Linked DNA regions of Mus musculus: regions 1, 2, 4, 5, 6 and 7 are each linked to region 3. A link is a loop called in an ENCODE intact Hi-C map of the cell type or tissue named here. Cell type or tissue: left cerebral cortex. All regions are shown on one strand. Each heading gives the region's core, and the rest is flanking DNA. Links, peaks and the distances in the headings are about the cores only.

The links. Peaks named below come from ENCODE experiments on the same cell type or tissue, not always from the same donor. Only the 100,000 strongest peaks of a DNase experiment are listed, where the experiment ranks them.
Region 1: it touches region 3 in a loop (6-fold over the local background); 7 of 42 quality-filtered maps call a loop at or near these places.
Region 2: it touches region 3 in a loop (7-fold over the local background); 21 of 42 quality-filtered maps call a loop at or near these places.
Region 4: it touches region 3 in a loop (2.6-fold over the local background); 4 of 42 quality-filtered maps call a loop at or near these places.
Region 5: a loop joins it to region 3, with 4 times the contacts of the local background. A loop is called at or near these places in 11 of 42 quality-filtered maps.
Region 6: a loop joins it to region 3, with 4 times the contacts of the local background. A loop is called at or near these places in 3 of 42 quality-filtered maps.
Region 7: it touches region 3 in a loop (2.3-fold over the local background); 2 of 42 quality-filtered maps call a loop at or near these places.

What each region holds. Positions count from the first base shown.
Region 1 is chr2:44,567,479-44,571,894 of GRCm38, reverse strand. It overlaps Gtdc1 (glycosyltransferase-like domain containing 1), which reads left to right. Exons shown (of 11, transcript NM_001362987.1): 9 at 612-682; 10 at 1,385-1,476. Among named protein-coding and RNA genes, the nearest start is that of Gm39806, 69 kb to the right of the region's middle. In left cerebral cortex, for the core only: no CTCF peak of the experiment used is centred there; DNase peaks (open chromatin) are centred at 517 and 2,645; H3K4me3 peaks cover 728 bases; H3K27ac peaks cover 2,284 bases.
Region 2 is chr2:44,924,423-44,928,838 of GRCm38, reverse strand. Gtdc1 (glycosyltransferase-like domain containing 1) reads left to right here and starts at 1,603. Exons shown (of 11, transcript NM_001362987.1): 1 at 1,603-1,697. In left cerebral cortex, for the core only: a CTCF peak has its summit at 1,916; DNase peaks (open chromatin) are centred at 820, 1,436 and 1,674; H3K4me3 peaks cover 2,661 bases; H3K27ac peaks cover 2,609 bases.
Region 3 is chr2:45,110,927-45,115,342 of GRCm38, reverse strand. Zeb2 (zinc finger E-box binding homeobox 2) reads left to right here and starts at 2,064. Exons shown (of 10, transcript NM_015753.4): 1 at 2,064-2,520. It overlaps Zeb2os (zinc finger E-box binding homeobox 2, opposite strand), which reads right to left and starts at 4,205. Exons shown (of 3, transcript NR_110572.1): 1 at 4,041-4,205; 2 at 2,350-2,500; 3 at 1,256-2,244. In left cerebral cortex, for the core only: a CTCF peak has its summit at 2,212; a DNase peak (open chromatin) is centred at 2,179; H3K4me3 peaks cover 3,904 bases; H3K27ac peaks cover 3,790 bases.
Region 4 is chr2:44,335,529-44,339,944 of GRCm38, reverse strand. The region is part of intron 13 of Arhgap15 (Rho GTPase activating protein 15); the gene reads right to left. Among named protein-coding and RNA genes, the nearest start is that of Gm52508, 8.9 kb to the right of the region's middle. In left cerebral cortex, for the core only: a CTCF peak has its summit at 2,721 (motif pointing right); a DNase peak (open chromatin) is centred at 1,263.
Region 5 is chr2:44,554,893-44,559,308 of GRCm38, reverse strand. No RefSeq gene overlaps it. Among named protein-coding and RNA genes, the nearest start is that of Gm39806, 56 kb to the right of the region's middle. In left cerebral cortex, for the core only: no CTCF peak of the experiment used is centred there; DNase peaks (open chromatin) are centred at 1,056, 1,452, 1,810, 2,366 and 1 more place; H3K4me3 peaks cover 1,700 bases; H3K27ac peaks cover 2,353 bases.
Region 6 is chr2:45,754,555-45,758,970 of GRCm38, reverse strand. No RefSeq gene overlaps it. Among named protein-coding and RNA genes, the nearest start is that of 1700019E08Rik, 60 kb to the right of the region's middle. In left cerebral cortex, for the core only: no CTCF peak of the experiment used is centred there; DNase peaks (open chromatin) are centred at 1,632 and 2,270; H3K27ac peaks cover 2,872 bases.
Region 7 is chr2:45,358,893-45,363,308 of GRCm38, reverse strand. No RefSeq gene overlaps it. Among named protein-coding and RNA genes, the nearest start is that of Gm13479, 29 kb to the left of the region's middle. In left cerebral cortex, for the core only: no CTCF peak of the experiment used is centred there; a DNase peak (open chromatin) is centred at 1,862.

The DNA.
Region 1 (4,416 bases), core at 268-4,267, 540 kb after region 3:
TAGAAAGTAAGCTGATTTTCAGTCAGAAGAGCAAAATGTTCATTAAAATGATCTGAACAAGAGTTTTTCCACAATTGGAGAGTTTTACATCTGCATAATAACAAATTGTTTCCAAGCACGAGCTTGAACTGAAAATGCCCATCACAACAGATTGTAAATTTTTTCTGCTGCTTTAAAAGTGCCTCGATCATTTCTACGGCTTCCCTGCTAAAGTATTTGCTATTTTATTTAAACATTTTTTGAAAAATGAACATTCTGAGTCTTTGCAGCATTATTAAGAAAAGCTGTCCATACTTTTCCATGTTGTTGAATGTGTTTATCTGCTGATTATAAAATGTGTTAAACAGTATTTTAGAAACAACAAAAATGCAGCGCTGCGCTTTGATGAATTCAGTGAACAGAGCATATGCTGCGGGTTCTGTCCCAGCAAAGTCGGGTATGGTCAATAGGCTCCCGCAAAGAGCAGCTCTGGCGGTTAGGAGCCAGCCGAGCATGATTTTTGTCCCGGGGAGCTCTGGGCTCTCTCTCACTGCTGTCTTAGACAGACAGATCCTTCTGACTGTAATGCTCACGCCTGCTGTCCTCCTGTCCTCTCTCTGACATTTCTGCAGGTTGGAAGCTGTGTACTGTGGCTGCTACCCACTCTGTCCCAAAGCCTTGGTCTATCCTGAGATCTTTCCAGGTAGCTGCTTTCATGTGCTTTTTCTTTGTTGTGATTTAATACAGGATTCATGCTAAACTAAAAGTTTGAAAATAAACTTAAGTAGGAGCAATTGTTTATTTGGCAAGTCAACATGTTAGTGTTAAGGAAAATTTTATGTGTTTTAATACATTAGAGTAAGCTTATATTTACCATCTGTTCTTTTAAGATAACAAAAAAAGCAAGTTTTCAAATAGCATTCTTTATTGTTAGCATACACATCTCATAATGACGGATTTTTATAAGCAGGTCAGTACTGCTGCAATTGCTAACAGATTTTTTTTTTAATGATATACACAGAGAAAATTCGAGGATTGAAAGTCATACCAAATTCTTTAAACAATTGACTAGTTAATAATATGCAACTGTTGTACAGAGTACGTACAGCTACAGTACTGGTTCTTTGAAAAATTCTCATCACTAAATATATCACATATGCATTGTGCTGCATTAGAATAATGTATTTTAATCACCCAGAGGAGATGTCTAAACAGCACAACTACACAGTCTTATTTAGCATTAAACATCCTTGTGAGCTGAGGTAACCTTATAAAATCATGCTTAAATAATGTAAAACATGAGGCGGCACAGAGCAATATGCATTTTTAATTAGTAAAGTGACTAATATCGAGTGTGTGCTTTGAGGTTTTTGTTTCATTAAAAATGTATCTGTTTTTCCTGCAGCTGAGTATCTGTATTCCACACCTGAACAGCTTTCAAAACGGCTCAAGAGTTTCTGCAAGAGGCCAGATATTATAAGAAAACATCTTTATAAGGTAGCTATTGAGAAGAAATTTACGTGCTAGAAATGCCACATTTAAGTACAAAGAAAATTTAAAAAAAAAACATCTAATTAACATACTAATGTTTAAAGGAAACATGCTAGGGAGGGGTGTTGGTTGTTACACTAACAAGGATTAATTAAACTGCATGCCAGTTGTATTAACCTAGGTCTTAGGAAATACGTGCACTCCATGCACACTACATGCTTGCTTTTTAATTTATTGTTTTCTAAGATGACTGTCCTGTACATTTAGCCTCAAGAGGCTTATAAAAATGAACCTGGATTAATGTAACTCATTAGTTTAAAAGGAAGTGAAGGGAAGACTCCACAATTATACTAATAAGAATAAGCCTTTCTTCCCATCATAATGAAATCTTAAGGCCTCAAAAATTTAGCTGAATGACATTAGTGAAGTTTGTTGTTGGTTTTTGAACTGCTTTAAAGGCACCTTTCAAAAGTTGTATTCCCCTCATTCTGGTTAAAATGAGACTTAAAAATTCCATTTATTTAGAGTCAGGTCCATGGGTCTTAGCTGAAAATGTCAAGGCAAATGGTTCATATCAATAGTACCTTCAGCAGTCCCTCTCGCCTTACCTGAGTCCAGCCTCTTACACTGTGAAACAGCACAAAGAGCCCCCACAACACTGTAAGGAGCTGAAGTGGGGTCTGCTTTCTGGGTTTCAGAGGTAGCTCCAGGCCATGAATAATTCACCTTTTGATGGACTTTGACCGTAGTGTCTTCATTTTTTCTAAGGCTAATGTAGTTTACAATCTAGTTCTTTTATAATTCAGAAACTTCTAATTTCCTTTGTTAATATATAACCTTCAGCATGAAATACACTCCTGCCTTTCCCCTCTCTTGTTTCAAGGCCTAAAATACATGTTTACAGAGTGATGCATGAAAACATGACTTTATTTCTCCAGGAAACAGTTAAACTTCAGCAAAAAGGGAGAGAACCAAAAATGCAATTTAACACCCAATTTCAAGCTCATTATCTTTCATTGTCTATTAACTTGGCGATGGTTCAGAAGGTAGCTCATGATAGTTTAAAATGCTGACTGCACAGTTCCAGGCTTCAGTGTGGCTCCCGTAGTGGATACTGTTGCATCGTGCCTGTGAAGCCTCCAAAGAGTCTAGGCCCTCAAGGTTTGCCCCAGTGTGTGCTCCTTCCACAGTTCAGTCGTACTTGTGTTCTCATACAACATGCATCGGTCAATCCCAGTGGGATAGGCAGGCAGAACATGAAGATCATGAAAGTTAAGGAAACAGATGTTTTGGCCTAAGTGGATTCAAGTTATGTTTGTGCTGTGAACCTACTTCAGTAAGTTCCCAGTTAAAATACCAATTTTTTGTTATGCTTCAGGAGAATTTTTGATAAAATGTTTACAGATATGTTTTATCATCAAATGTATTTGCTTTAATGTTGGTTAGGGTCAAACCCTATTAACCCTGTTTTCCTACATCTGAGTCTTCAACTGTTTCACAAGGTCCTGCAACAGTTGTCTGTGGTTTGAAAGGAAACAGATTTCTAGCTGACCTTTTTCAATAGAATTGCCACCCTTCTGGGATATAGTGTTTATTTTACAAATAAATAGAAAAAAATCTGAAGGAATGTTAGCTTGGTGTATAATGTTAATATACAAAATTCTTCACGTACTTAAAAAATAACTCATACTTGAGCTGCACCATTTTAGCGCTGATGGGAAGCTCCAGCCTTCACATGATAAACCCCACAACTCAATGTTTCCTAAATTACTAACCTATAAGAATTTACATGTATGTTTTATGTATTCTTCAATGCATTGTAATTATAAATCTATGCTACACCTTTGTATATGGCCTCATTGATAGATATTAATGATAATTGTTATCTAAAAATTACTCTCCAAATTTAAAGAAATATATCTGAAATTACAAATAGTTGAGAGCTTTAAGACAAATGGCCCATTAAGAGGCACTAGATTAAACAATGCTAGGAATGGTCTCAAGTTTGTTGTGTTAGAGTAACATAGGTCATAGGAGTAGGAGTGAATGTAATGGAAAGATAGCGTGGATCACAGGTGTGGCTGCCTGTTCGCGTTTATTCGCAGGTAGCATCACTCTCACTGGATAAGCCAGACTCATTTCCCTGCGGGGCAGCGTCCATAGCCTACTTATCTTATGCAAGGGCAGAGCACCTTTTGTGTGCTTGTGAAAAGAATGCAAGGGCTTTTAAAAGTCTTTTCTTTTCTCCTCTTTTACTCTCCCTTCCACTGGACAGTTCTGTTTTGCTTTATAAAGCTTGTGCTGCTGAGATCCGAAAGCACAGAAGGTCACGGAATCATCAGTCTGTCCCTCTTACGGTTTACACCTTCTCTTGATAAAATCATTCGGGCTTTGTACCTTTTAGAGTTTATCTTAGAGTAGACTTTTTCATAAGGAGTCAGACTTAGAAATGTAATGACTGCGGTAAGACTATTAATATATAATTCCTTTATATGAATTAACATAACCTCATATAAGAAAATTCATATTTTCATACAAGAAAATACTAATTTTAGATACAATTATCACTAATATCTGAGAAAATATGAATTTTCTTATACAAAACATTACACATTCAATATGACTGAGAGTGTGGGGGCTGTCACTTTCAGCAGGATTTGAAGCAGACACAACTGATTCACTCTTGGTGTTCCTTTGTTTCTTAAAAAGACTTTCTGCATTAGAGCCCTATGACCTTGTCACCTGGAGGATTTTAGGCCATACCTCTATATGTATATATGTATCTATGTTTGCATGTGTGTGTGTGTGTGTGTGTGTGTGTGTGTGTGTGTATCTCTCCCTGTCTCTGTCTCCTCCTCCTCCCTCCCCCCTCTCTCTCTTTTATACACACACATACACACAGGCATGCATGATCATTGGAAAAATCTAATACATGTAAAAAGTAAA
Region 2 (4,416 bases), core at 186-4,185, 190 kb after region 3:
CTGAGAGATGCAAGTTGCATAACAAGAATCCTTGAACATACTAGGGTGAGATGGCTTCTGACAGCATTACCTAAGCTCACACTCACAGACCACGGATACTGAGACAGAGCCTCAATGTCAACGAATTTGGACCTTAAGTGACTTTATGCTTGTAGCTCTAAATCCTATGCTGACAAGTATGTGAGACAGGTCTTGGGAAATCTGGGCATATTGGCTAGGCAACTCATTTTCTCTGGACTTCAGATCTTAATCAGCAAAATAATAATAAAGACTCCCGGTGATCTTAAGTATACAATTCATGTATAAAATTATGGCTTTTTCCAGATTGATGAATAATAGTAGGCTTTGGGCTTTTCCCCAATATTTTATTCTGTGAAAAAGGATTTACTAGATCCATTTGCCATTTGGAATTCTCATTTTCAGCTTTCTGCATTCACTTTTTTTGTGTTTCCCAATTTGTGTAAAAGTAGATGGACAGATGGTTTATTAGGCTTTTTAAATGCTCGGGATACTGTTGTTCAAGTCAACAGAGGTTTTAAGCTTTGGAGGTCCACATAGAGTGTGGGCTTTGTTTAGAACAGAAGATCGTTTTCACTGTTCAATTTAAGGATAACAATGTTTTCTCACATAACTTTAAGCAACTTGTGGTTGTAACTCCAAAGGCCTAATCAGGCTCTGTTATTTTGGTATGCTTAATGCATTTCTGCACTACAGTCTGTTCCAAGTTGTAGCTTTAAAAATGAAGTTACCAGATAAAAGCATAGACCTACCGTTGCATGTTCTGTCTTTGCATGAATCATTTAATCCACAACGTGATCCCAAATACGAAATCACTAATTCAGACTCACAGAAATGTAAGGGAGATAAATTCCTATTTTTAATAGAAACCATTTAGACTTTCTTGGATTCTTTCTGACTTTTAATTGCTCTGTAGCTGCTCTTGTGGGGACCGCAGATATGTTATTATTAATACTCTAAGATGCATCTGTAATACGTATAGTCTCGACAGCCAAAAGGCTGCATATAAGTTAAGTACAGGAAACGCCAGCATCGGCTAGGAGAGGTCCCGCAAGAATTCCGAGGGGGGGGGGGGGGAAAGCGGGGCGTGCTGACCAATACCTGCAGGAGGGTGTGCACTCGCCTTGCGGGGTCCCCGAGGCTTAGGCGCGCCCGGAAGGACAGGGAAGGGGACTACAGGTGCCGGCTAGCCACCTGCCTGAGAACGTGCGAGCCGGTGAGTCAGCCCCCAGACCTCTCAGGGGAAGAGAAGGCCGCAGCGCGAGCGAGCGGAGGCAGCGACCAGAGGAGTGAGAGAGAGTACGGAAAAGCCGAAGGGGCGGCGGGGGCGCTGGCCTGACTGGAAAGCGTACGCGGGGCCCGTGGGCGGAGAGCAGGTGTGAGGAGCCGCGCCACCGTGGAGAGTTCGCCCAGCACCGCGCGTCCTCTGAGTCACCGACTAGGCGTGGAGGCCGCCGTCCGGGGGCGGAGCCTCAGGCTTGTGGGCGGGGAGGGGCGGGGCGAGGGCGGGGCCGGCGCCTGACGCGCCCCAAGGCCGCGGCAGCCGCAGCGGGGAGGGGCTGCGGCCTCGGTGGCGGCCGCGGGGGAGGGGCTCGGCGTCAGCGCGTCGCCAGCTGGGCTGTCGGTGGCCTGGAGGGAGCCGTGGAGGAGGAGGAGGAGAGGAGGAGGAGGAGGAGGAGGTGAGTCGCCTTGGCTGGGAGCTGCGCTGGCCGCGGGAGGCGGGGAGCGCGGCCCCTCCCTCCCGGCGCCCGCCTCGCGGGGCCGCGCCGCGCGGAGTTCCCAGTGGGGCGGCGGCCGCGAGGAGCGGAGGGGGAGGAGGGCGGAGCCGGGGCCGCGCTTCCCGGGCGCACGCGCGGCCTCCTGCTCTGCCCGGCCGCGCTGTGGCCCCGGGCGATGCTTTTCCCTAGCGCGGAGCTTGGGAAGGGCAGAGTCCAGGCGGACACTGGGACATCGTGCCATGGCTCCCGCGCAGCAAGGCCTGGCCTGCGCTTTCCTACTCGGGATCCACCTCAGGCGGCGAGACCCAACACCTCGCGGCCCCTCATTAGAGGATTCGGCATAGGCCTGATGTTTCCGCAGGATCCCGCCTGACGGGGCTTTCTAAAGCGAGGAAGGGCTCTTGGAGTTAATAAGTCTTTACAACTAACCGAACGACAGCAAAGTTGCATTAATAAATCAGTTTAACCCTCGATCTCGCGATAGGCAGCGTCTGCACCCCAATTCCCACTTCGCGGGGCTCGTGCAACTTTTACAGTCGTAGAACTACCCCTCATTGGATAAGCTTTGAAATAATTCTTAAAGTTAGTGCCTTGAGGCCCTGGGAAGTTCAAAGGAAAGGGCTTACATTTTCCCTCCCATCTGTATCACAGTTAAGGAAATGGAAAACGTGAATTGAAGGCGATCGTTCTCCACGCTGAGGATCATCGTCCCCTCTGTGCCCAGCTTGCGTGACTTAGCACCCCTGAAGTTGACTTTAAAGCTTACTGTAGTGGTTAGGTAAAGGAACTGCTGTGGGGGAAAAGGCAGTATAACTCAACAGAGCCATTTTATTGTGTCTTATTAACCCGTTTACCTTAAGCTTTATCAGTGACAAGAGTTTCATGTTGGAACCCACATACCCAGTGAGATACTGAATTTTCATTAGTACATTCCAGGTTTTGATGTGAAATAGATTCTCAGCTTCAACTGAGAAGAATTATACACTGTTGTCCTTAGGGTCTTGTTCTGTATTTAATGAAACAGTTTAATATTGAGGATTGGGGAAACACATTTTGAATCAGGATACTCCGACAAACTTAAACCATACCTACGAATACACTTTATAGCAACACAGTGTCTTTACTTCTGTTCTGAAATCATGCTGACAGTTTTACCTTATAAATCCTAGACTAATAGGACTCTCTGTTGGTGAGGGACCTCAGCAGTGTTATTCAGCTTCACTATTTTACATTTTCCAGAGATTTAGAAGGAACTAACAGAACTACTTGCCTTTATTAAGGATTTACTAGATGGACCCTTCTGATAGACACTCTTGTACCAAACTTGATCCTGATTTGACCAACTCCCCAGCCCACTGAGAAAGTAAAATGCTTTCCTGACCTCTGCTTCTTTCTCTCTTGATTATGGTATCTTAAAACCTGCCAAGTAATCACTGACTTTCTTTTTTAGCCTCCCTTTCAGATCATGGAAGAATAATTTCTAATTTTGACGAATCAGATACAAGTGATACAATTACTTGCAGTTGGCCAACTATTCTTACATCTATCTCTTAAGTTGAAGCATTTCTTTCTATTTTAGTTTAAAAATTTGAATTTAGTCATTTTCAGGTTTTATTTTTAGGAAACAGGTTCTTATATAGCTTAGGGTCAGAAATTTATTATATAGTTGAGGCTGGTTTTGAACTCCTTATCCTCATGCTCCCACTTTCTACCATGCCAGGGTTTTATTAGTTTTTATTAATTTTATTAGTCATATTCTTTAAAAAACATGTTTAATTAAAAAAAAATTGTGTGTGTGTATTCACATGTGAGTGCAGGTGTCTGTGGAAGCCAGAGGTGACAGATGCCCTGGATTTGGGGTTATGTAGATTCTGGGAACTGAGCTGGGGTTTTCTGTCAAAGGAATACACAGTTTAAAAAATTAAAAATATATTCTTTTCTCAGATATTATTACATCCCTACCACAGATTCTCATCCCTCCGCACCTTCTAGTCCCTTCTCCGCCACTCCTCCTCCATTGCTCTTCAGAAAACAGCAGGCCTCTTATGAATATCAACCAAACAAGACATGTGGAGTAAGACTAAGAATCTCTCCTCATATTAAGGCTGGGCAGGGCAGCTCAGTAGGAGGAAAATGGTCTCAAAAGCAGGCAAAAGATTTAAAGAAAGCCTTGCTCTCACTGTTAGGAGTCTCATAAGAAGACCCAGCCATACAACTGTAACATGTATGCAGAGGGCCTAGGGCAGACCCATGCAAGCTCCCTGGTTGATGGTTCAGTCTTTGTGAGCTCCTGTGAGCCCAGGTTAGTTGATTCTGTGGGTTATCTTGTGGTATCCTAGAGTCCTTCCCCTTCTCCTTCTGCAGCTTTTGTTTGGCTGTGGGTCTCTGCTGAGAATTGGGCTAGGCACCAGTCTATGAGTGTAGCAGAATATCATTAGGAATCCTTTCATTGGTTTATTTTATTTTATTTTTGCCACTGTGTTTGGTTCTATCATAGGTCTCTGTGCTATCCAGCCACTGAGTCCTGGCCCTCCCGGTTGGCTGAGTGGTGGGCTCCCTCTCTTCTCATGAATCTCATGCTGGACCAGTCATTGGTTGGCTACTCCCTCAATTTGTGTCACCATTATCTTAGAACATTTTGTAGACAGGACAAACTGTAGGTCAGAGGTCTCACATTTGT
Region 3 (4,416 bases), core at 138-4,137:
AGAAGGGGCTTGCCAATAGTCACTCCGTAAAACAGGCTCCCTATTCCTCCAAGGGAGGCTTAACGGCACACTTTGGAAGAAGGTGGTCTCTGATTTTTTTTTTTTTTTTAAGGAAAGAGGTGGAAGGAAAAAGGATATGAACAGTAGTGATAAATCTTATGGGAGGAAACTTGATAAGTCTTACATATATTTAGTACAGCTACATGATAGTATGAGAAACGTAAAATATAGCACGGATGTGTTTGACCCATGCTGAAATCCTTTTCTTTATTAATAATTTTTCGACTGCAAATCCCAACAACCTACAGATCATCTATAGGTACTCTATCTGTGATAGGGGCAATGGAGAAATTAATTTATCCAATCCTTCTCATTGTAAATGCTCAAATTAGGAAAGAGGAGAGTGTGTAACCAACTGTGAAAATCCGCTTTCTTGCACCCTAGAATGAAATCTAGCTGTGGTCATGCTGGGTGGCTATTACCCTCCCCCCACCACCACCACTGAAAAATAAACATGCAAAATACAAAGCCCTGTAGCTCTGGGAGTGTGGCTGTGGCAGCAGCCCCTGTGGTGGCTTTCCCCTCCTTTGAGTGCAATCGCCAGTGACTCTTGCATTCAAAGTCTTGCTGTAGGCACACATTCAAAGCACAGTTCAAAGCAGTTTATCTTAATATGAGTAAAAGTCTAGTGTTGGATCAGGGTATTATTTGTTTCAGGTCTCTTCAGACTGAAAACAGGGGACTATGACATATTTGACAGTATTAAAGCAGAAAAACTGATAAGAGGCAGCTGTTTGGCCCTCTTCAAACCTCCACCTTTTCCTTTATACTGGAGTCTATAGGCTGTGAGACTGGGCATCTCTCTGTGCTCTCGGGTTCTTAAATACTTTCACTATTTAAAATAATGGGGGGGGGTCTCCTAGTATTTTAAGAAATTAAGCCTTAACTGTTGAGGCAAAACAGTTTCTTCCTTTTCCTATAAATACAGAGCATCCTCAAATTTGGCTGTCTTTATTTACTTCTATATTAGTTCCAATTATGTGCAGTGTAAACCAGCTTTTTGATTAACAAAACAGCAGAGCATTGGTTAAGAACACTTAAACTTCAAAAAAAAATCCCCTGGGAAGTGGGCTCTGAATTGGTTAATAATGTGCAGTACTTGCTAAATTGCTGACTTCCAGATGTGGAAAATATCTTTCTTGTTTAGGACCTATGTAACCTGATTGGATTACGACAGAAGCGTCACGTTGGAAGCTTTTTGAGTGATTATTTAATTAACCATACAGTAGAAAGCTGTATTCTCCAGGAAATCCCTTCCATATTTGCATAACCAATCCCTTCAGAGCAAAGGTGGAGTCTTTTCTTTTTAATTTTAGTTTAATTGCAATATCAAAAATATGCACTTCAAAACTTAGACCCCACACAGTTTAGTGTCACCCTCTTCTTTCTTTCGTCCTAAGTTCCTCTGACCTTTCTCCTTCTTCCTCCTGCCCCTGTCCCCTCACTTTGTAATGTGGTCTGCATGAGGTGTAGAGGGGTCCAGAGATTGGCCAGCATAGTACAGCTCTATGTTAACCTAGAGACCCTTTATTAAAATGCCAAACTTTTAATATAGGGATCCAATCCAGAAAATCTCCCCCCCACACACACACACACATACACACATACACTGCACACTGAGATCCTAAGATGCAGTGTACAAGTAGCATTTCCCTCCCCTAGCTCTGGCATCTTTAAAAAAAAAAATGTAATAAGAGAAAGGGCAAGAATTTAGTTCCAAAAACGGTGCTTGAGGTATCCATACAACTTGACGTGCACCTCAAACCTAGTCACCAGAGATATCTGTATAAGACAAGAGATCTGCATGGAAGACCCGAGAGCTTTCCCTTTAACTTTCGCCCCTTGGAGTTCTCCAGTTCTGTGAATGGTGTGCACCGTTTTCCGCCCAGTACTCTGCAGGATTTAGTGATGAGGATAATGATGCCAAAGGCTTGCTTGACGGGGGGGGGGGGGGGGGGGGGGGGCGTGGAGAAGGGAGGGAGGGAGAGAGGAAGGGAGGGAGGTGGAATTTCATTTCTTCCACTAAAGCGTTTGCGGAGACTTCAAGGTATAATCTATCCCAGATCCTTTCCCAGAGAGAAACTTGGCGATCACGTTTTCACATGATGCTCACGCTCAGGGCGCTTCAATTATCCCTCCCCACAAAGATAGGTGGCGCGTGTTTCAGGGTCTCTCTTCTCTCCCCTACAGAAAAGAAAAAGAAAAAAATGTCATTAGAAGAGGCGTAACACGTCAGTCCGTCCCCAGGTTTGTGTTTCCTGGAGTGGCCGAAAAGAGATCAGTTCTAACCTGCTCGGCAGGAATAACGGTCCTGCCTCCAGACACTCTTGGCGAGGTTTTGTTCAGTTTGCTCCGGGAGCTGTTTCTTCGCCTCCACCTTTTTCTCCCCCACACTTCGCGGCTTCTTCATGCTTTTTCTTCTCACCATTTCTGGCCAAAACTACAAACAAGACTTCACAGGTAGGTTTCCCACCCCCCCCTTCTTTTCCTCCTCTTTTTATCCTTTTTTGGTGCTCTTGCCCCCCACCCTCCCTCTCTAATTTTCTCATTTTGAGTGGGAATGTTAGTCTGAAGTGAGCCGGGTGTCTCTGGACAGGAATTTCAGGTGGTTTTAGCTCTTTGGTGGCAGGCTTTCTTTTCCCAAGAGTGGCTTCTTTGCTTTCTCATGCCTTCCCTTACTCTCTCTTTCCTTTCCTCTCCCTTTTTCCCCTTCCCCCAGTAATTCGCCCTGTACCTGTCCATTCAGGTAACCAAAGGTGTTTTTTGCTACATAGTCTAGGAAAAGTTTTGTTGAGAACTGAATGGCTGGGGTAAAAAACTCATCAAGTGGAGAGTTTCTACTGCTTTGTTCTCACACCGACTTTCAATTCATTATATCAAGCAATTAAAACTTGGCAAATACCTGTTAATAATTATAAAACTTATTCGAGAAAGACCTACCAAATTCGGGAGCAAGTCCTTCTCTTAGATCTGGCAGACTAGTCTAACCTTTCCCACCGGAGAAGGCTGTTTTCTAAGCAGAAACTTGACTGTTTTTGTCTGCCTAGCGAGTTTCATTTCTTTATTTCATTCTTTGTGTGTGTGTGTGTGTGTGTGTGTGTGTGAAGTAACACCTCACTTCTGTGATTATAAATAAAGAAGTGAAAGTTCTCTTGGAACTTGAGTCGTTTACCAAAGTGTATGGGAGAGGGGGGGTCGCAACAGCTGGGAAGAAAACTGCTGTCAGGATAATAGGGTTAAAATTAGGGTAACTTTTGATATTTTATTTTAAATGACCAAGTAATATACACATCGATTTTTCATGGAACTCCTCTCTCTCTCTCTCTCTCTCTCTCTCTCTCTCTCTCTCTCTCTCTCTCTCACACACACACACACACACACACACACACACACACACCACACCACACCACACCACACCACACCACACCACACCACACCATTCCAGACTTTGGGACTGAAAAGTCGGAGTTCAAGAGTCACAGGCACAGTGCTGAGCTCAGCTAACATAAACGTGTTTATCTCCCACCTACTTACATGTTTCACATGCTAACCCTGTAATGATGAGGGCAAGATCGCTTACTCCAGAGTTAAGACTAACATTCACAAATAAAGTTTACAGCACAAATGCCATGTCTTTCCCTCACACACACACTGGCTCATAAAACTAGCAACTTATTTTATTAAATATATATTTTATATGCAGTGGTTTGTAAGTCTCAGCAGAAATACAGACAGACAGCTGTTTCATCCCACAAGCTTGTGTGACCATTTCTTTATTCCAGGACCCCCCCCCCCCAACAATTTCAAATTAGTAGGACAGATCAAAAAATGATATATTTGTATTTTTTTTTAATGTGTCAAACTGGAAAGCCTACTCTGTATGCCTAAGTAAATTTAAAGTGCTTCCTACAACACCCACTTCCCCTTCTCTCTGCCCCCCTTCACCCCCGCTCAGCAAATGTGCGGAAACTGATACTCACTTTCCAGGTTTTCCGCAAAGCTTGTGGCACCGGAGACAATAGGTGCAGGGTGTAGGGACTGGGCGTGCTGGGCGGCAGAGAAAGGGTTAATGGCCCTTGTGTTACAGTTTGCATCTGTTACATCTTTTATAGCCCGCTGTTTAAACTAATCCTCGAGGCACAGCGTCTTCCCACCCCGCGGAGTTTCAGGGCTCTCCTCTTCTCCGGCCTGCCTCCGAGGTTCCCCTTCTCCAAGTTTTGACAGTTTGAGCTGAAAGAATGCAGCGCCTCCCTCGATTTTTAGGTACAAAAGTTTCGAAGCCAAAAAGGACACGATCATTTAGAACAACTTAAATAGTGGCCACGGACTTTCTCTTTCCTTTCTTGAGAGGGGAAG
Region 4 (4,416 bases), core at 286-4,285, 780 kb after region 3:
GTTCTGGTTAAAAACACTTATCATCATATGCGGATTAGCAGTAATCAAATAGCACAATTAATACTAAAATTACAAGGACACAGAATTAGCATCCTTTGATAATTCACAAGGAACTTTTGCATCTTCAAGCTGTCATTAAGTACTAGAGTTATCTCTGTGGCGAGAGTGTGGTTATTAGATAAATGGATGACTATTAGAAGTTTCTGACTGGTGAAATGGCAGCTAATTGAAATTTGTTTGGATCCTTTTGGGCTAGAGTTATTTATTGAATAATGCTATTGGATGATACTCCTTAAGTCTGGGTAATGCTGCTAACCCTGATTTTGCTGGTTACTTTCTAATCTGCCTGTTTGCTACTTAGTGGATCTTGTTGTGCTTGATTCTAGGTTGAATCATTGAATTCTTTCCTTCTTGGCTGATTCTGAAGTTTCTTGAGGAAGGCATTCACCTTTGTGCTTTGAATAATTTACATTACTGATATATATATCAGTATGGTGAGGCGACTTCCTCATCAAATGGAAAATTTCTAGAACTGCCCATGGGCAATAGTTTGTGATCAATAGCAATTTCTAGAGGCTTCAGTTTTATTATTGGCTTCACCAGTCTGCAGTGTCCAGGTTGGGCACTTTGGCATTGTTTCAGACCCTTCAGTTAGTTCTCAAAAGATCAGAGAAGAAGTGTATTTCAGAGCATCCTTAGGAGATTACCTCATTTTCTTCTTATTTTCAGAGCCAATACCGGAAACAAAGGCTAACCTAGGTAACAGATGGGTTTCCAGCTTTGCTCCAGACTCTTTGGAGCTCCTGTTCCTACATTCTTTTTACAGTAGCTTTGGATCATTTGAGATAATTAAATAATAAATTGGACTTATTTATTTAATTTTATAAGATTTATTTATTTTACATATACATACAAGAAGGGTTTTGCCTTCTCGTATGTAGTATGCATGTATGTGTGCCATGTGCATGCCTGCTTCCCAGAGAAGTCAGAAGAAGGTGTCAGATTCCCCTGGAATCAGAGTTTCATCTGTCTGTGAGCTGCTACGCAGGTTTTGGGAATTGAACTTGGGCCTTTGCAAGAGCAGCAAATGCTCTTAGCCACTGAGCCATTTCTCTACCTCCATAGCTTATCTTCTTTAACTGCTCAGTAACCTGTATTGCTTCTTCCCGGCAAGAGGCACCAGATTCCAACTTTCCTGAGCTCCATCCTCATCCCCAGTCACTCTTAGCACCGGAAGTGCTGCTTCTGTGTCCTCCTCCATAGCACACAGTGCTCTTAGCCACAGCTGGGCTTTCGCTAGTTGAGTCATCAACAGCAAGTTCTACTTAGCAGTAATTATCGTGTCGCTTTTCTTAAACCTTTACACCGTTAGATTGGTAGCTAGGCAAAAGTGTATCCCTTGGTTTCCAATTTGTTGCTTCTGTATCTTCTCAGCTCTCTTTACCTGGTGATGAACCACAAAATAGATGCTCCATAACACAGATTCATTGAGAATATTGCATTCTTCTGGTATAGGCACCTATCACTCTAGCTTTAGATAGTTGATATTCTAAATGATTTATGTATAACATCCTTTATCGTATATATAATTGACAAGTGGTAGCCCTTTGTAGCTATAAGGCTAAAGCATATGTGAGGATATATGTGTATTTAAAATTGACTTTTCCTAGTTTACAGCAGTTTGCAGTATGTCTAAATGGAGTGAACCATGTTCCCCCCTTTCATGTATCTGGTTTCTTCTCAAATATCAGTAGCTTCTATCATTAAGAAGTCACAAAATATGCAGATATTACTTCAAAAACCACTTAGGAAATAACTAAAGAACATAATTGTCAATCCCATCAACAATTAGGATCCTTAATAGTGCATCTATGCTTTGTCATAAAAGCCTCTTAGGCTGTGTTTGCCTTCAATAAGCTTTAAAAAATGGCCTGTTCACTTATTGTTACTTAGCAACTCTGGCATCTTTCCCCTTCCTTAACTGACCATGGGTTCATCAAGCTTTGAGGAGCTGTAATCCTGTATCCTGTCTTCCTTTGCTTCATTTTGAAAGCCCAATGATGCTGGTCCTTAGGTATCATAACAGGCCTATTACTGGCTCCCCTTGCTGGTATACCAATGCCCGAGGAACACGAACATTGTTGTGGTCAGGTAGGTGTCTCTCACTCGAGAGACATATTCAAGTCTATCCTTCCCTTTCCTCACTATCAAACCATTGTGGAGTGGAGTTTCAATCACATTTTCAATTTGGATCTTCTAAGTTTTTGCTTTACTCAGTTCCTAGGACAAATGAAGCAAACTGTATAACTCTGGGTGTCATACTGTATGTACTATAGAGTCACATTCTCCTTGCCGGTCTCTCCTTTGTCTACGGAGAATTTCTTCTCTTTCCTGCAGAACTTGGTTTCTGAAAGTTTTGTCCCCAATCTAGCAACACTTTCCCCTAGAAAGCTACTTGTGTTGATTCTCAGGGCCCGTGCTAGACCCGCTGAATCACAATCCATAGTTTTCAAATCAAATCCTGCAGCTGGCTTATTTTATAACAACTTACTTTAAAGATGCTCGTGGCAGAAGTTCTGGCCACAGGAGCCTTCTGGTTTCCACTTAGCATCTTTGACATGTTGTCTATCCTCAACCATCTCATTCCACTCTGTCTGCTCTCCACTCTAGTCCTTCAAAGCCTGTTTGCTGAGTCTTGTGGGTTAGTTACAGGGCACTGCAGCTGAGCCAGTAGAGGGCACTGTTCTAGCCAATTAGTCATCACCATTAAGTTCATCTGATAGATCCTGGGCTGAGAGGTGACCTCTCTGGACAGGATGCAGGATGGTGGGCCCTCACCACTTGTGGTCATTAAGGTTCCTGTGGTGCCCTTTGTGAAAGGAGAGATTGTTAACCTCGGTGTCCTGGCTGACTTCCAATCTGTGTAATTGCATACAGCCTACCTAAGTCAGCTCTGTAGTTTCAATTAGGTAAAGCATTGTTCATTTCTTGTATTAAACTGATGCGCTGTGTGGCTGCAGACTGCTAATTAGCTTTGTTTTTCAAGTGGCAGAGTGATGAACAGGACGCCCCCCTCTGGGCATCTCCTTCCCCGTTCAGCTTTCTCCAGTGCCCTCTACAAGAGCATGCATCTTCTGCACTAGTGCTTCCTGGGTTAAAGTGCATCGGGATCAGAAATTGCTAGATGTGACAATGATATCTGCTGTAGTTTCTTTTGGCAGCCATCTGCATCTGCTCATAGTTTATCATAGGGTGAGAATTCCTATGCAAAAAGAAAAGAATACGCTAAAGAGTGAAGGAAATAGACCTTATTGATGCCTATAGGAAGAAGGGCAACTGAAGGATAAATTCCCTTGAAGATTTGGGCCAAGATCCTACGATTGCCAGGGAAGTATGGCCTGCCTTAGGGGCTTGGTGCTCTAGGAATTGCCTATTTTTGTTACAATGGCAACAAAAGATGAGGTCAGAGAGATTAGAATATGTACTTTATTTCTTCTTTTTCCCAGTTAGAAAAATTTCATGAGACATGCAGTAAAATGCCTCACTATCTTGGTGGAAACTGCTTGACCCTAACCAGGAATAGAGAATGGGATCGCTCTTGGATGGCTGGAGGCTCCGAGTTAGGGAAATACACTCTGCATCAGAGGAGGAAAGCGGAAGACGGTGGATAAACTGGAAGCTAACAGGGCAAGCGCATGGTCTTGTGAGAGAAAAGATGCCTCAGAGATGAAAATGACTTCTGTGGCATGCAGTGTGTGTGTGTGTGTGTGTGTGTGTGTGTGTGGTGTGTGTGTGGGGTGTGTGTGTGTGTGTGTGTGTGTGGGGTGTGTGTGTGTGTGTGGGGTGTGTGTGTGTGGGGTGTGTGTGTGTGTGTGTGTGTGGGATGTGTGGTGTCTGTGTGGGGTGTGTGTGTGCTTGGGGGTGTGTGGTGTGTGTGTGTGTGGTGTGTGTGTGTGTGTGTGTGTGTGTGTGTGTGTGTGTAAATGAAAGCAATTCACATTTAGGTAAGGTATCCTCTTCTCATCCCTTTTCACTATGAGAACAAATTGATTATAATTTGATGCCCAAGAACAGAGTACACATTTTAAAATGTCCTTAAGGGCAGCTTCTGTTATTTTTTCATATCTCAGCACTAAGGGAAAATAGTGAAACTATGAAAATCAATGAATGAAATAAACAAATGAGCGAACAAAACTGGTAAAGGGAAGACACAGCAAGCTTGCGTGACTAGCAATTCACGAAGAGCGGTACATGAAAAGACATTTAGTTAGTGCCAGGGTACCAGCATGCTTTGCTCTCTCCACAGACCAGCATGCTTTGCTCTCGCCACAGAGATTCTATTGTACCTCGGTGTTTTACCTGTGTTAATGACAATGAGAGAAAATGAGAAGAGCCAGGACTTAATCATTGTCATGG
Region 5 (4,416 bases), core at 301-4,300, 560 kb after region 3:
AGTGGATTAATGTCTCTTCCTTGAGTGTCTGAAGTTGCTGATTTTAATTTATTTGGTGCAGGGATTTATTGTGAAATTCTTAAGGGGAGGAGGGGGTAAATTTGCACAGTTATAAACACTTAAAACTAGGAAAGAAAAACTGAGTTTGAAGCCATGCACAAAGTTGAGGGTTTTTTTTTTTAAGGGGGGGGGGGGTGGCGGGATTCAAGAACTTAAAGAGAAATAAGTACATTCAAAAAAGAAAGAGAAATCCTCTCGATGTGTGAAGCCGGATTCTCGGTGACTTAAGATCGGGTTTTATTGCCATTCTCCTTTCTCCATCCATTAGACAATGAAGAAATCTTTACTCTGGCATCTGGAAACCTCTCCGTGAGCATCACTTGTTAATATAAACTGAAGCCTTCGGTGGGTGGTAAGAAGTGACAACACACCTAAATCAAGGGCAGTGGGACGGTGCACCAGAGGGAGAGCCGAGCCGTGAGAAAAAGCAACCTCCCGACTAGCTTTTACCTTCCCTTTCTGAGGAATGAACCCAGAATGTGCAGAGGGTGTGGCTAGCTCACAGCAGTGGATGCTAAAGATGCATCAGAAAGTGGGGAATGGGCAAAACCCTGTGTGATTTGTTAATCTCCCATTCTGTTCGTGGGAAGTGAAAAAGATGCCTCTCTGCCTTCAACTGTTGAAGAAACTTAACTGTGCTTTAATCCAACTGTAGGACTGTCATCTGGCTGCAGCCAGTCCACATGCATCTTGGTTCAGGCATTTGCCTGCCCAATAATGTCAGGATCATTTAAATTGAAATTATGCGTCAGAAGGTATTTAAGAATCACTGATATGCAGCTATTAATCTTGAATGCAAATGGTATGATTTGGGGTGTGGGCAACTCACTTAACTGGAACCACATGAAAAAGCATTTGGAATTTTTTTTTCCTAAAGTACTGTGGGAAAAAAAACATAGTGTTGGAGGAGAGTACGGTTGAAAAGAAGGCTACTCCTGTGAGGGGGGAGGTTGGTAAAATGACTAAGGAGTTGTGTGGCCTTGTTGCCTGCAGTGTAGCCGGTGATGTGCAGGCAGACCAACCCCTCTCCTTCCGAACTGATACAGCAGTGCCAGAAAATCCAAAATCGAACGCAGGTTGGTGGTGCAATTTCCGAGGTCATTTAGCCTATTTCGGTATATTTTAGTATTGGCAGTCAGGAAAAAGGATGGAGCTTTGTAACGTTGAGCCAGGGAGCCTTGCACAGTTACCTTTTGCAGAACTCAGGGCGTAGCTGAGAGACCTCTATCTTAAATCCCAGGGGGCAGGGTGGAGGCTGTTTCGGATCGTGATCAGTTAAAAGGAGAAGAAGCAAGAGTGTCCTTTTTCCAGTTGATCCAGAGAGGCAGAGAGAACTTACACTGTTCTGCTTACAGCTACTTTCCCTAGATTTCAGTTTGTTGGCTTTGCCCCGAGATTTCTAGTAGGCGGTACCAAGCCAATAAAATGGAATCTACAGAAGTGCAAAATAAAATCTGGGGTGTGTGTGTGTGTGTGTGTGTGTGTGTGTGTGTGTGTGTGTGTGTGTGTGTGTTGTAAGGATATTACTGAAGATAAATTGCAACACTTTAAGCACCAAATTTTAAAACTTAAAAATGTATGAATAGTGAAGTTTTAAAGCAGCAAAATAATGCTGGAGCAGAGTATTTATAGCCGTTTCTGTAAGAGGTTCCCCAGACCTCTGGGTGCATCAGCAAACTGTCCTCCTACTCTGTCGAATGTGCAGCTGCGATTTGGCCCCAGGCACCACCTACCCGTAGTCACTACCTCATGCATTTTACATTGCACACATTATAAATGGGGGACCTCCCCCCTTCGTGTTCTGTTTCCTTTTGTCGTGGCCATCAGCTGACACGTGGAAAATGTAGCCTACGGTTTTGGGTGTCTTTTATCTGTGATTAAGGATTCCTTGTCTGGGGCTTGCCACCTCTATCTTCCCTCCTACCCTGCACTGAGTCTCTACCCTCGGTGGGGTCTGACCATGTCTTCAGTCTGGGACTTTCCAGGTCGAGTTGCGGGATGCCCAGCCGGAGAGTTGCTGATGGTGGAGCATTGCCGAAGTCCTCTGTGCTGTGCGGGCCTGGGGTCGCCAGTAGCAGGGCATTCCCGAGGGCCAGATGGCTTTTGCCCTTGACTGCTGGCTCGGCTCTGACAAGGGCGAGCAGCACCTTGGCGCTCAAAAAGCAGGGCACCGGAGTTTTTCCGCGTCCCGCTGCCCTCATGAGCGCAGGGCCGGGCGCCGCAGCCGCTGGAACCCGCGGGGCTGCCGCGGAGTCGCGAGCCCAGGGTTTCGCCGACTCGGGCTTCAGCATCCCTGCCTGTTCACGGGCACTGCGCACTGAGGACCGGGTTGTGAGGTGGCTACTCTCAGCCCTCGGCGCGTGAATCAGAAGATGCACTGGGCAGACAAGAACTGCTAATCCTTACACTCAAACGCGCACACACTCGCACACACACACAGTTGTTTGAAGTTTGGCCAATGCAAACCCCAATGGAGATGGGCAATGGGCACAGGGGCTGTAGCAAAGATCCCGGGCTATAGGATTTCAAACACTCCTCTCCACTCTGGCCTTGTCAGACTCTCATTTACATCACATGCTCAAAACATGTGTTGTTGGGTTTTCTAGTTGTTGTTTTTTTCTTCCATGTACATCATGCCTCTATCGGAGATTATAAACTGTTTCCCTGCCTGTCCACCGCGGATTGTTTCTACGAGGGCAGAGGCACGGAGTATTTAAAAGCAATTCCTTTGGACAGAAAGTCTTGAGAAGCAGCTCATAGATTTGTCTTTCACTTGCTCTAAGTTTGGGAGAAATGGAAAAATTGTTTAGTATTTTGAAACTTCTAATTGCTTCAAAAGCGTTTCCACACGAGTGCTAAGCCTCATATCATTACCTATTTGAGTGTGTACGTATAGAGACACACGTGAAGGAAAGCAAGGTTCACATTCCCTGGTACCAGCAGTGGCCTTTCCTTCCCATTCCATGTAGCATTAATTACGTCGTATATAGTCGACATCCGGTATGTTATCCTCCCTCTTTTTCACACACACACACAAAAAGTTTGCATGCAAAAGTGAAGTTCAACTGGACCCCAAATGTTACCCAGTTAACCCAGAGTTTTGGTGATCATCTCTGCCATCACTCAAGATTTTCCTCCAGAGGATTTGAATTATTCCTCAAATTGTAGATTCGAGATGTGAGTAGATTGTCAAAATGTGAGAAAATCCATATTCCATCCCTACACACAAAGAGGCTGAAAGAGAGTGGTCTACAAGAGCCTATCCCAGGAGAGCTGCCCAAGAATGTGGTGAGCATGCTTAGAGGAGACTATAAAGAGAGATGATGGGGCTTTTGGAATGGCAAAATGGATTGAAGTAGCTGATTCATTAGTTATGCATCCCAGCAAACTTTGCAAACCTTACAATAGTGTTTGGAAATGAAGCACCTTCTATTCTGTACATTTCCCTTCCAACCCGAATAAAGGGTTAAAGCTATTATTTAGAAAAACATCTCACTTAATGAAATTAAGATCTGATACATTTCCTTTTCTCTCTGGCAACAATGTCACCAGAGAAGTGTGTGTGTGTGTGTGTGTGTGTGTGTGTGTGTGTGTGTGTGTGTGTGTGTGTGTATTGATATCATATCATGACAATGCTCCTGAGCACAAGTTCTCTCTCTCTCTCTTTCTCTCTCTCTCTCTCTCTCTCTCTCTCTCTGTGTGTGTGTGTGTGTGTGTGTGTGTGTGTGTGTGTGTGTGTGTGTGTGTGTGTTTAAAACTGAGAGACACTTTCACTACTATGAAAGCTGTCAAGCCAATGGAGGGGAACTTCTTTTAACTCCATAATAGCAGGTTCCATACTAAATGAACACTGATGGTCAAATAGCCAATTATGGAATAAATATCCGTTGTTTACAGAGAGGTGTTAAACGAACCTTTGGTGTACTAAGGATTAGGCCTGCTAAGCTACAATTTGTTCTTCAACCCATTATTCCTTCCCTTCAGCAGGCCAGTGCCACGGAGGTGGTGAGCACAGAGCATGTTTCTCTGTTGATTTTAGTTTGCTTTATTTCCATGCGCACTGTTGTTTTCTTTATAAAATTTAAATAAATGTCAGCATTGTATAATTTCTATGTTAACAAAGCAGTGAGCAAAATCCCTTGTATGTTTATAAAATATTATTGTTTAATTCACATAGTTTAGAAATTCCAAATGTTGAGAATAGGAAGGAGGCCAAATACCATCTGTTTATAACTATGATGCATCGTAATATGTGTACTTTTAAAAGGAGTTTGGTCAATCATGCCACTATTTTATCGGCTCAGAATATGTTGAAGATTTAAAATGTAATTTACAGGATTACTTTGAGTATGTTGC
Region 6 (4,416 bases), core at 154-4,153, 640 kb before region 3:
CTCTAGACTTTCTAATTACAAAGTTTCCTCTATCTCTTCCAAAAGTTCCCAATTTTCCCTATACCCCTCTGATGCTAATCTTCATTTCTATGGATACTGAGTACACTCTGCCGGGGCCTTGGAGTGGATTATTTCTATTCCTCATAGCTAACTTTAAGACATAGACACATAAATTTCTTACTACAAATTTCTAAAGATAAGTCTTAATGGCATTTACAACTGGACCTTAGAATATACTTCACACTGCTGATATGTGTCACCAACTCTGGTAAACAGGTCCAAGTGGGTGGGGCCCACAGGGCTGAGTACATCCTTCAAAGATTCTCTGTGAGTAGAACCCCTCGAAGAGGCGGCACTGTTATTGCTCTTATTCTACCAGAGCACTACTATTAATACAGCCTCAGGGCCCATCAGCCTTTTTGGCAGCCGCATTACTGTTGGCTCCTACTGAGATTATTGTCAACTAAATGCCTAAGCTTCTTTCACACATGCTGTTGCTAAGTCATTTTACCACAACCCCACCCCCATCCCTATCCTTGTGCATTTTGTTTCTGGATCCAGGTGTGGGACTACACCATCATTCTGATCGCATGCAATTATCGTAGAGTCAGCCTGTTAGTTCTGTCTTTTTGCATTTTTTCCAACCTGTTCCTGCATCTGCTTGTGGGGTAAACGGGAAGTACAGGAATTCTGTCGCTTGGTAATTTCTTTCTTCCTCACACCTCGAAGTTGGTGTTCCCAAATCTACCCATGTCATTGTCAGTTCACATATAAGTTATTGACAAATCTCTTAACCAAGCACAATTTGCAGCAGCCCACAGAAGGAGGAAGAAGGAATGTGCTTCAAGGAAAACAGAGCGGCTGGGCTGTGCCCCTCAGTATCCAGTATGAGGAAATCCTAACAATATGTGAGTTTTGTTGGGCTCCAGCTGAGGATTCAGATAATTGCAAAGAATTTAAGAGTCGGTGCTCAGGTAGGCAAAAAATTTTCAATAGTTTAAAGCAATGAAACTGTTTCTAGACTGCTCACTCAAACTAAAGTGTCCACACACGTTAAATCCCAAGGAAAATAAAGAGCTCAGAAAAGATGGGAGAACAAGACAGGATAAACACTGTAAAGATTTTGTCACCAAAAAAATGTCACTACCTGCTTAAAATTGTGTAAATATTATGACTGGATGCATCGCAAAGTTTTCATATGAGGTCAGAGATGGAAAACATATTTGAAGAGAAACCAAACTTCTGCTTTCTTTATCCGTTGACCATATTTTCTCCTTTTTCTCAAGCCTTAGACAAATACTGAGTGACCTAAAAAATGTTAAAGAAAACGAGAATGTTCCATGCCAGATAGTTTTTATCTTCTTCCTCTAACAGCATCCAAGAAACTAAAAAGGGAAAAGTGGAGAGAGGAGGGAGATAATCAGAGTTGATTGTGAATCTGGGAAAAGTCTCAACTATGTATTGAGATTCTCAAAATGAAAGAGGAAAGATCACAAGAGAGGAAATGAATAGCCATTTTGCCCATTGCCAGTGCTAGGCTAGGCTCCCCGTTCTTCCAGCTGTGGTGGAGGCTTCAGTTTCATCCTTCAGATCTGAGTTAGATGCAAGCATCTCAGCTGCTGCTCTTTCTGGTGTCTGCCTCTCTTTAGAATATCCTAAAGATAGCATTCTAAGAAAATTCATGGGCAGGCTGAGGAAATTTCTTCAGGGAGGGATGAAACCACCCTCTCTCTGGTAGCAAAGGCTTTTCCACCTGCAAAGTATAAACTATGAAAAATAGAAAAGATTTTTAAGGGAAGAATCAGCAGCCAAAATTCATGGCTTGGCTCTACACAGGAGAGATTCTCTTTCCCTCTGGAGGAGTCTTAGCACAGGGACCCATTGCTGCCTCCTTAAAGGTTTTTGTTTGTTTGTTTGTTTGGTTGGTTGGTTGTTTTTTTTTTCCTAGTGCAGTGATTTGCTGAATTTGTTTAGTATTTATAGATGAGCCCCCATCTGAGCCAAGAAACACAAAATCTGGTTCACACAGATGTAAGCTGCCATCAGTGTGCAGATGTTTCCTGGTAAGGACTTGTTTGTTCTGTACCTAATACTGTTCTGCTATCCTTTCTCGGGCATTTCAAGAGTGAGCTGAGCTACGCAGCCTTTGCCATTATGGTAGAACTGGTGTATCTGAGTGTAGATCTGCAACATTTCCCTGAACCCCAAGGCTTCTCAGTGAGCTAATATAGCAGCCGGCCTCAGTTTGCATTTTGATAAATTCTCCAATGTTGTTGAATCTCTTGTTCCACAGGCCTCTTCTAAATACCAAGGCACTTATCTGACCACTCTAAGGACTGGGGAATTAAACCATTCTATAAACTGGAGAGACACACGTGGGAGGTAGGTTCTCAGCATACTGTGGCACCCACCTGCTCCAAGAACAGGCATTTTCTATTCTTACAATCAGCACTTCCAAGCAAAGATAGAATAAGATAGGACCGAGGAGAGCTTGTACAAGCTGCATAGAGAATAGAACTTATGTAAAATTTGTGGATTAAATAAAAAGTTTTGCTTTCTTTAAAGTTCTCCAGAGGAAAGTCAGAGGTACTATAATCTCCCTTGCTAACTCCTTCCATATCTAAAAGCATTATTCAGAACATTCCTGCTAGGAATATAAGCCCATTTTCAATTGCTAATGAGGCATTCTATATTATACTACTAAGGAGCTGATGTTGGAAAATAAATGTGTCTATGAAGTAACCACATGAAAAAAAAATAAAATTGAAATAAAAATAATTAAATGCAGCCAACTGCTTTAAGCGACCATTTCATCACATGGTTAGAAAAGTATTCAAAAAGCTATCCAAAACCCGTTCCCCTCTGTTACTTCTTGCCTATTGCTCTACCACAATGAGCCCTATCAGTTCTGTTGTCTCCATGCATTTCCTTGTTCTGTGGCCAATCCTGAGCTTTGTCAATGGCTAAACTATGTCTTCTTTGGTGCTTATCTGGCTTTATAAATTTATAAACACAGAACAAAGTTTGCACTTGGCCCCAAAGGAAGGTAAACGAGTCAACTGTCTAACTGAAGACTTGGTATCAGAAAAGAGAACACATTCACTTCACAAAGCCATTGAGTAAACTAGGGGAAAGTGTTACACTGCTGCTGGAGAACTCAGAGATCAGCATTTCCTTCAGTCTTGGACATAGTTCATGACTGTCTATTAACACACATCCACTCTTATGAACAGGGAGAATTGGAGGAAACAAACTGGAATGCATGCAGCTTTCTGTTTATGAAAAGGCAGGGTGGTTATTCCAGGTTATCAATATACCAAAGAACTCATGGACTTATGAGTTAGAAAAGCCAATGAATGATTCATTACATCTTGACTGGTGTTATTTTATCTGCTCGTTTTATTCTATTTTGATCACACTTATTCTATTTTGATACAGGTCACACTTAGATTTTATATGTAAACCTGGGTAATTACAAAGCATTGCCCTGTACTCTCCCCCTCCCCCAAATTTTGCTAACATGATTAAGAACAAAATTTGTGTCCTGAAATAGTGACCCTCATAGGGAATCTCTTGCTATGATAATAATAAAGAAAATCCAGCTGGGGATGAGGACAAGCCAAAGAACATTTGGTTTTATACATGAGGCCCTGGGTTGGTTTCTCAGTACTGCAAAATATAAAATAAAATAAAATTGGGGAAGAAAATGTGGGTGGATTTCATACTTCATTGTATTTATGTATAAAATTCTCAAGAATGAAAGTTTATTTTTAAATTATTAAAATGAAAGGCTTTAGGGAAAATGCATGCATATATACATTTTTATTGTTTAAAAAGTAACGGATACAAATCTTTATCCACTCAAATCACCACCACATTCTAGGCATCTTCTAGTAGTTACTAGAAACTAAGCTCTCAGATTGTAGAGAAGGTTCACTAGACAAAAATGCTTGCTGTATGAAAGTCTGAGCTGAGTTCAGATCCGCAGAACCCATATAAAGCTTCACCTGTGTCTAGAATGGGAGGTAGACACATGGGAGAATCAGTGGAAGCTCATGGACCATCTATCTTTGAGCTGCCAAGTAGCCAATAAAAAAGATGCTGTCTCAAACAAGGAGGAAAGCAAGGATCACAGCCAAGTTTGTCCTCGGACCTCCATATGCATTTGGTAGCCTGTGTGTATTCACACTTACATTTAAATGCACAAACACAAACATGTTTGCACATACAATAGATTAGAATTCAAATTCAATTAATTGTTATTATTCTGTATATATCTTATTATATGGGCTAGATTTCTAGGAAATAAATGACAATAGTAAGAATTTGGGGAGTAGAAATGGAATGAAAATATCCTAAGCTGTTTCTCAAACCATTCCTAAATTTTAAAGGCACATTTCTGCAGCCTTATTTAGC
Region 7 (4,416 bases), core at 209-4,208, 250 kb before region 3:
TGGTTAGCACTCTCTAACCATGTTTGCTGTCAGTTCTTTCCTTCCTAAAGCTAGGGTGAAGTCTGGCAACAGTGTAACTAATCTCCGGAGGGTTTGATTTGTTTGTTTGTTTGTTTGTTTGTTTGTTTGTTTGTTTCCTTTGCTTTGCTTTTATTTGGTTGGCTTTTGCCTGTTTCCCTGTTCTTCCTTACAGTCCAAATGCCACCTATGTTTCTTCTTCTTCAATGTCACCTTTCAAACTGTAACTTTTCAAACCACTTCTTACTTTCCCACTAAAATGGATTCCAAAGACTTTGTACTTGTTTATCATTCTCTAACTATTAACACTGTATTAACTAACAACCCCACTGAAACTCTTTAACTGTTGCTGGTACCTATACTTAGTTGACTTGCCTGATACTCCCTTGTGTTGTAAGTCCTTATAAAAGAGTACTCCACGTGTGTCTCTGTCTCTACCCTCAGTTTTCTTTCTTATTTTCCCTTGTATCATTCATGACACAAGAATCCGGGTAGCTTTCTTAGTCCTCCTCTTACCACAAAGTATCTATGAAGTCTTAACTCTGTTAATCAAATAGTTCCATTCAGCCCACTTGCCTACACTGGTGTTCAGATCCATAACCTTTGAGATCCTCTGCTTACAAGTATATTTTCCATTTTAATCACATTGTGTTTTATGGTTTCTCCCTTCCATTACCTTAACTCTTCCTAAAACTCCATCTCCCATCCCAGATATCCATTCAGGTCATGGTCCAATGGCCCCACCCCAGGAAGACTTTCTGGGTTTCACAAAAAGGACACAAGACAATCAAACAGTTCAAAAAAACCTTATTGGCTTTTAAGATTATTCACATATATTTATTAATATTTTATAGAGTGCTGAACTGCACAGCCTTCCTCCCCTTCACTGCTCATTTTTAACTGGTATCCCAATGCAGCCTGGAGAAGTATTTGAAGTAGCCTGATACATTGGACAAGAAGATACACTGTGTATGTAATCTGAAGTTATATACAAAATTAATCAACTTCTAAGAGCTGCCTAAACACCTCCAGCAGAGGAAAGTTTCCCCATCTGGTCAGTGCCTTGAGAGGTACAATTTCAGGACTTCTGCTGTATTTGACTGCTAGAGATTGCTAGAAATCTGACCACCAGATAAGTGAAGTGCTGCTGTATAGCCAAAGGCTTCTTGCCAAAGATTTATAATTAGCAACAGAATCAGCTGGCATACCAAACTATATTTTGTTTCTTTAATCTTCTTTTCCTCCCTTTTGTGTTCCTTCTCCCTGTTTGTGGCTGATAGAGCCAGATGATCAATAATCTGTCTTTCGGCAGCTCTGATCATCATCTTCACTACTGCCTGGATGCTATTATTCACTTTAATACATTAATCCTTTGGTTGAAATTCTTAAACCACAATTCTTTATTAAAGGACCATTTTGGCATCCATATACTGATAGCAGCTTGTCTGGTGTTTCAAAAAAAAAAAGAATAAATCTGAATGAAGCCTCTCTTTCTCCCGAAAAATTTCACTAAAGAGTAAAAATCCACAGGAAACAAGATTTCAGCTTAGTGACACAGAGATACTGGGGGAAATAGAATCTTCTTACATAAATTAGAGAACAGGAAAGTTTCCTTTGCAATGACAATTAGATGTCAACGCGTCATTTCTTGACAAAGAACTGAGAGACATTGTAGCAGTTTGTTGGATCTATTCTCATTGCTATCACAATGAGAAACGGAGCACACACTGTACCAGTTAGCAGACCAAACCTTTGTGCAATTGCTGTAACCTTTGGTGGAGACCAGCGATTTTTGTTCCTTTTCAAAAAGACATTAAAGTGACAGTGTGGCGGGTCATTTTTTTTCCACCACACACACTAAAACTAGTGTGCGTGCGGCAGAACTCTGCCAAAGCACGTTGCATTCATACAAAGATCCATACAGATCTTAATCATAAAATAATCCATTCTGTACTCTGTTTTTATGACATTTATATGAATCTGGCCGCAGCCTCATCAAGCAGTTCACAGAGGGAAAATTGTTCTATTTATGTGGTTGGGACAGGGTGGACTTGATTTTTAAGCAAAGGGAGAAAGAAATACCCTTTTTTTCCCCTCTAGTCACAAATCTGGAGCTCAAAAGAACTATTTTACACTATTTTGTGACTATATTTGTAACTACGGATCTGAACAGATGAGAATCCCTTCCCCTGTCCCCTGTCAGTAGTAAAGCCATATCTCGGTATTTATGAAGCCGAGAAGCTGAGTGAAGACACCTGGAAATAGTTTTCCCCTTCTCTTCTATGTAATTGCAAAAGGCAAGAAATGGATGTGTGGGTAAAAGTAGAAAGGAGACTGCAGAATACAGCTGCTTTAATTTATTTTGGCCCCTGCATCTTAAGAACTAATAATTTTTCAATTAATATCTCCAATTTTTTCTTTTCAACCTTTCTTTGGGTATCTCATATTCACACAGGAAGAGTACATGATGTCTAAAATGTTCTAATTTCTCTGACCCCTTTTCAAGTTTGTGACAATTTTCAAGAATGAATCTATGTGCTTGGCTAGTATAATCCTTTTTTCTGGATTCTAGTAAGACATATAGAAATATGGAAATAAAGGCAACTGTGTTACCTCACATACTGTCTCTCAGAAAACTAATTTTCTGGTACACTATGTGAGTAAGTAAATGAATAAAAACATCGCAGTGGTATAATGGCGTAATTATCATGGCTCGCCTGTCATACCCCTTACCTGTGCACCATAGTTCTGGCTCGCTGAGGACATTTCCAGTCGAACTTTACTTTCCTCTCTTAGATGCTGCAGTAACTTCTTTAAAGCCAGAAACTGGACTCTGAAACTCTAAATTCTGCATTTAGGATGGAGATGTGTGATTGTGTGTGTCTGTGTTTGTGTGTGTCTGTGTGTGTGTGTTGGTTTCTTCAAAATCACCATCAAGTATTTGTGTTGGAAATAATTCCAGATGCATCTAGGATCACCTATGACAATTAAACACCATGTGACTCAGAAATCATATCAAATGTGAAGCTTTTACAGGTTTCATCAAACATAAACTTTTTCCCTTTTAATATAATAAAAAACATTCCTCCCTCCTCTTAGAACAAAGAGAGGAAAAGAATAAGGGCCCATAAGTGCAAGGCTGTTGTAAGAAAGGGAATCAGTGTGAATGATTGCATGATGATATTCCCCAGTAAAATAATGACAGTGTCCAGGACATTCTCCTGTCTTCACAAACCACTGGTATTTAAGTTGAATACTACATACAACTTGCCTTCTTTGCCAATCCCTCTTCTAAATAAATGACAATATAAATAGACACATAAACTCCACATGAATCATTAGTATGTGAGATAATGTTACCCTGGGGCCGCTGTAACTCACATATCCCCTTGCTTCTATTTCAAATCTTTAAAATATTTTCTTTTCAAATACTTATAAAAGCACGTATGGTTGAAATAAAAATAAAGCACATACAGATGATATTTTTAAGCATGGCATTCTTATACCAGAAAGACATGTTCTCTTTTACTGTGTCCTCTACATGTCCAGAGAAATAGAAGCTTAAAAGCACTGGCAGACAAGAAGAGTTTGCAGAAACACTTTGAGGTGTTGCAACCCTCATTTGGAATTGAAAACTTTTATACAGTCCATCTTGTCAGTATTAAAGTTCATGACAAAATGTACATTCCACTGTTAAAAGGGCAAAGGTATAAAACTGTGTGTTTCACAGGCAGCCAATATATGATGAGGACTGTAGGCAAATCTCAACCATCTGAAAATATGTTATGAAAAATATTCCCTCTATTTCACACACACACACACACACACACACACACACACACACACACACACACACATATACACGCACCAAAAACAAAAACAAACAAACAAAAAAAAAACAAAACAAACAAAAAAAACACCTGAGTAGTTTAGTTTGTTCTGAACATTTCTATTTATCAGTGTTATTTTATGGTTTTGTTTTGTTTTGTTTTTTGTTAACCCCGAGTTCTTAGAAATTACTTTCCAGGAAAAAAAGTGTCCTGCAAATCAAACATCTTAAAGTTTAATTTTCTGAAAATAAGGCATCTTCTAGTCACCATGTATAGCTAGCCCTTCCCACTCTAGTCTTTGTCAAATAATATGATAACAGCTTGATTCTGTGAAGACAAATCATAATGCCATTTGTGTGTGTGTGTGTGTGTGTGTTTGTGTGTGTGTGTGTGTGTGTGTGTGTGTGTGTGTGTGTGTTGAAGACATTAAGAAAGCCCATTGTGCTTTAATCTGATATGGAGAATTTCCATCTCCTTAAACTGTACTTTCCTTGACACACTGAGATATTTTTCAGGAGTGACAGCCTTTCCACAGGAAGGATTAGACACCAAACATGCCAACATGCCT